Linked DNA regions of Homo sapiens: region 1 is linked to region 2. The links are chromatin loops, found by intact Hi-C in ENCODE. Cell type or tissue: ascending aorta. All regions are shown on one strand. Region 1 has its middle 11 kb from the start of PLEKHG5. Region 2 holds the start of NOL9 (nucleolar protein 9).

What was found. Hi-C counts contacts between places; a loop is a spot of excess contacts. Peaks named below come from ENCODE experiments on the same cell type or tissue, not always from the same donor. Only the 100,000 strongest peaks of a DNase experiment are listed, where the experiment ranks them.
Region 1: it touches region 2 in a loop (6-fold over the local background); 10 of 110 quality-filtered maps call a loop at or near these places.

What each region holds. Positions count from the first base shown.
Region 1 is chr1:6,501,006-6,503,505 of GRCh38, forward strand. It overlaps a transcript of PLEKHG5 not described here. Among named protein-coding and RNA genes, the nearest start is that of PLEKHG5, 11 kb to the left of the region's middle. RefSeq lists an enhancer at 1,500-2,229. In ascending aorta, no CTCF peak of the experiment used is centred here; DNase peaks (open chromatin) are centred at 48, 1,076 and 1,405; H3K4me3 peaks cover 1,377 bases; H3K27ac peaks cover 2,182 bases.
Region 2 is chr1:6,553,391-6,555,890 of GRCh38, forward strand. NOL9 (nucleolar protein 9) reads right to left here and starts at 1,123. Exons shown (of 12, transcript NM_024654.5): 1 at 717-1,123. The coding sequence starts at 1,112. TAS1R1 (taste 1 receptor member 1) reads left to right here and starts at 1,917. Exons shown (of 6, transcript NM_138697.4): 1 at 1,917-2,174. The coding sequence starts at 1,984. RefSeq lists a silencer at 829-1,088. In ascending aorta, a CTCF peak has its summit at 1,235 (motif pointing left); DNase peaks (open chromatin) are centred at 1,211 and 1,971; H3K4me3 peaks cover 2,178 bases; H3K27ac peaks cover 1,866 bases.

The DNA.
Region 1 (2,500 bases), 52 kb before region 2:
GAGAACAGGGTTTCGGAAGAATTTAAATTGGTTGCCAACTTTGAAAAGTCAGGAGATTTCACATAAAAGTCCATATTTCTGGCTTCTCTTGACAAACCAGAGGAGCCCGGCAGCTCTGGACCCATGTTCTGGACGGCTCCAGCTCCCGAGCTGTGTCTGCCTCGGATCAGCACAAATGCTTCCAGCCCCCACAGTCCACGCCACTCCGTCGCCCCACCGCAGGCCCCTCACTCCGCTACTTGCCGGACACAACTGAGCTTCTGACCCCAGCCCAGCCCTTCTTGGTGCTATTCCTTTGCCCTCCCCCAGCATCCTCCCATCGCTGTCTGCTGCCATCCTGCCCACTCTTCAAGGCCCAGATTGAAGGCTGCTGCCTTCAGGAAGGCCTCCCTATTGTCACATATCCCAGTTCCAGGTGAACGTGTCCTTGCTGGACTCCCACTGTCTTGAACCTTTGAACCAACACCGACCTGTCTTCCCCATCAGACGGCTTCAGGAACGACACACAATGACCACAGCTCTCACTTGCCAACCACCTGCTGGGAACTCTGCTGTCCATAGATGGTGTCGTTTCACCATCTAACTCTGTGTAGAGGAATGATCATTGTCCCCATTTTACAGATGAGGAAACTGAGGCGTGGAGGGTAGAGAGATTTGCCCAAGGTCACACAAGTAATGAGAGTAACGAGGCTGTGAGTGTGTAAGCCTCCAAGCCTGTGCTCCTAACCGCCAGGCTACAGTGCTCCCATGGGGCCTGACACAATTAGCTGTCTGGAAAACGTGAATTGGTCCCCCCATCATGACATGAGTGTCCCCTTTCCCCACTGGTCCCAGGCTGACACAAGTGCATGGAAAACCACCTCGTTCTCATTTTCTCCAGGGTAGCCCCTCACCTGTGAACCCTCCACTCCGATGAACCCTTCTGTCTCAAGAAAACAGGCCCTCCCTGCCCACGACCTCCCAACCACAGGCCTGGCCATGCAAAGGCTGCCCCTCTCAGGAAGCAGCTGTGGCCTTGAATGTCCCCTCCCGCGTGAGCCCCACCCTCCTGGGCGCCGGTCCATGCCTGGGCAGCTGCTGCAGGCCATGCTGGGGCTGGACCTCTTAGCCGCAGCAGCCTGGGGAAGGGCAAGATTTGTCCCAAACCTGGCCAAACGCCAGAGGGGCATGTCCTGGGTAAATGGCTGCTGGTCCCAGGACATCCGCCACTCCCTATGCAGGACACTGGTTGGAGCGTCACTGGAGGCCTGGGAAGGAAATGTGTTTCTGATCCCCTTCCCAAAGCGCCATGGGGCACCTTGGGGCAGGTCAGTGAAGTAGGGACCCAGCTGCAGGGAGGGGCATGGACCTTGGCCAGGACACTGCTTCTGCCTACAGCCCAGAACCACCGCTGGCGTAGTCCCCGGGGACCGGAGAGCTGAACACAGCCCTACCCACCCACACTGCTCGAGCTCAGTAAGAAGAGGTGGGAGGACACATTCAGGATTCCTTCCTGGGGCCCAAGAAACTGTCCACACAGCTCTGCACACAGGCCTGGGGCCAGCCGGCCACTTCCTCCGGCTGAGGCTACTGCGGGCGCCTGCCCATCTGCCCCCCGTGGGCTTCCTCCAGAGGTTCCTCAGAGGAACCGAGAGTGACCAAGGGCGGAACAGGAGCGGGGCTGCAGAAATAGCTATGAGATCCCAATTCCCGACAGTCACACTCCAAGCGCCAGTCCCACCCCCATCACAGGCAGGGCTGGCATCGGCCCACCCTGCATGGGCCCCGGCCAGGGTCTGGCTGGCACAGAGGACAGAGCCCACACAGACAGCCGTGTGCCCAGGCTCACCCACCCGACCGCCTCAGCTCATGCATGAGACCTGTTCACGTGCTGTGACCCAGCCGCTGTGTGCAGCCCCCCGGCGCCTCTCTGCCGGCCCCGGGGAGAGCTGGGGCAGGCACACACGGGTGAACAGGTCTCAGTTCTGGTGCTCAGGCTGAGGGTGTGCATGGTGCATCTGGGTGCCACCACTTGGGATCTCAAAGGCCTCGCCACACCTCACCAGGATAAAGGGGATTCCAAGAATGGCCTTGACTCAGAGAGTGGGCATGGATATTCCAGGAGCCTAGTTTTAAAGAGCTTTGAGGCTGGACATGGTGGCTTATACCCATAATCCCAACACTTTGGGAAGCCAAGGAGGCAGAAGGATCATTTTAGTCCAGATGCTCAAGACCAGCCTGGGCAACATAGAGAGACTCCATCTCTACAAAAACATTAAAAAACCAGCAGGGCCTGGTGGTGTGCACCTGCAGTCCCAGCTGCTTGGGAGGCTGAGGCAGGAGTGCTGCTTCAGGTCAGATGCAGTGAGCTGTGATCTCGCCACTGCACTCCAGCCTGGGTAACAGAGCAAGACAACCCTGTCTTTTTTTTTTTTTTTTTTCAGATGGAGTTTTGCTCTTGTCACCCAGGATGGAGTGCAATGGTATGATCTCGGCTCACTGAACCTCTGCCTCCCGGGTT
Region 2 (2,500 bases):
CTCCTCGTCTGTAAACACTTAGAGAGAGGGACAACTACTCCGTAAGAGAGCTGGATGTTTAAATGGGTTCAAAGCCTAAAACACTTTTGGAACCCTTAAATCCTGGAATTTCTGAGCTCTCAGTAATTGCAACCTTTTTTTTTTTTAACTATTAAAATCCCTTTCAGAGTTCCAGGTGCGGTGGTTCACACCTGTAATCCCAGCACTTTGAGAGGCCGAGGCGGGTGGATCACAAGGTCAGGAGATCGAGACTATCCTGGCTAACATGGCGAAACCCCGTTTCTACTAAAAATACAAAAAATATAGCCGGGCGAGGTGGCACGCGCCTGTAGTCCCAACTACTCCGGAGGCTGAGGCAGGGGAATCGCTTCAACCCGGGATGCGGAGGTTGCAGTGAGCCGAGATTGTGCCACTGCACTCCAGCCTGGGGGACAGAGTGAGACTCTGTCTCAAAAAGAAAAAGAAAGAAAGAAAACAAAACAAAATAAAGTCCCTTTAGCTCGTAAGGCCTAGGGACCCCTTAGCAGGGTACCTGTTACCCTGCTGCTCAGGGGAGCCTAGTTGCCACCAACCATCAAGAGGATGGACTTGAATCCGACTGGCAGCCAGAGAACAGGCCCGGGGGACCACGGTCCTCTCCTACCCTGCAGCTCTCCCGGGGCTGCCTCTCCAGCCCTCCCTGCCCTCGGGGACTACTACCGGCGCCCCCCACCTACCTGCTCGACCGGCAGCAGCAGCAACGCGCGGCCGGGGCCCACGGGCCGCACCGGTGGGATGAGGAGAGGCCGGTGGCAACTCGAGGCGGATTCGAGTTCGGGTTCGGACTCGGGTTCGGAGGCCGGGGTCGGGCTAGGGATCGGGCTGGGGGTCGCGGTGTTGGGTCTCCGGGCCGCCGCCGCGCGCGACACCTGGCGGGCTCCCTCCCTCCAGTCCACGCCGGACGCCTGGGCTTGCAGTAACCGCCACCGTAGGCGCCGCCGACCGCACCAGCGCAGGCTCCCGAGCCGGCGGCGGGGCCGGCGGCTGAGGATGAGCTGGGGCCGGGCCTTGCGGACCCGCAGCCAAGTGGAACGGCAGGAACCCCGCTTTAGCAGCAGTCCCGAGTCCGCCATGCTGGGTCCTCAGGGCCTACCGCGCGAGAATCTCGCGAGATCCCGTCGGTCCGCCCCGCTGCCCTCCCAGCTGCCGAAAAGAGGGGCCTCCGAGCCGCCGGCGCCCTCTGCCGGCAACCTCCGGAAGCACACTAGGAGGTTCCAGCCGATCTGGTCGAGGGGCTCCACGGAGGACTCCATTTACGTTACGCAAATTCCCTACCCCAGCCGGCCGGAGAGAGAAAGCCAGAAACCTCGCGACCAGCCATGGGCCACCTCTCCGGAAAAACACCGGGATATTTTTTTTCTCCTGCAGAAAAAGCTTTAGGATTGGCAGTTTAAACAAAACATGTCTATTTGCATACCTTCGGTTTGCATGCATTTGTTTCGAAGTGAGCAACCCTGGGTAACAAGGCGAAAGTATATGACAATTTGCTCAGAATCTTAATGTCAGAAAACTGGAGACTGGGGCAGGGGGGTGTCGACTCAAAGCTGTGTCTCATTTAGTAAACTGAGGCCCAGGTAAAAAGTTCTGAAACCTCGCAACACCCGGAGAAATTGTGTTCCAGCCTCCCACCTCGCCCCAAAATGCCAGAGCTCCTTTTCTAAGCCAGGTGAAGTCACAGAGCGTGGACAGAACCCACAACCGTCCAGAGGAAGGGTCACTGGGTGCCACCTGGTTTGCATCTGTGCCTTCGTCCTGCCCAGTTCCTGAGTGGGACCGCAGGCCCGGAATGTCAAGGCAAACAGTCCTGCTTCAGCCACTGGGCTCCAGTCCCACCCCTTTTGGGGGCCTGAAGTTAGGAAGCATCCGGCAGCTGCCTTCTATTTAAGCAACTGGCCTCCTTAGAGGCCACTCCTTGGCCATGCCAGGCGCGGGCATCTGGCCAGCATGCTGCTCTGCACGGCTCGCCTGGTCGGCCTGCAGCTTCTCATTTCCTGCTGCTGGGCCTTTGCCTGCCATAGCACGGAGTCTTCTCCTGACTTCACCCTCCCCGGAGATTACCTCCTGGCAGGCCTGTTCCCTCTCCATTCTGGCTGTCTGCAGGTGAGGCACAGACCCGAGGTGACCCTGTGTGACAGGTGAGTGAGGGGCCAGCAGAGCCACACTTAGTGGGACCCCTGGCTATAGGGCCCCTCTGGCTGCCATCCTCCAAACAGGACCTTGCCTCTGCCTTTGCCCCTTGAACTGTCCCCAGGCCTTGTTCATCAATCCACTTGCCACCTAAGTGCTGGCTAGACCTTCCTAGACACTTCGGCCAGTTTCCAATTATTTCACCCTTGCTGTTAGAATGTGTTGTATTGTAACTTCATTGAAATTGGTTCTTGGCTTTGTACCATACCTAGGTGGCCAGGCCTAAGCAAGGGCAGCTTTTTCCCTCTTCTTTTTTTTTTTTTTTTTTTTTTTG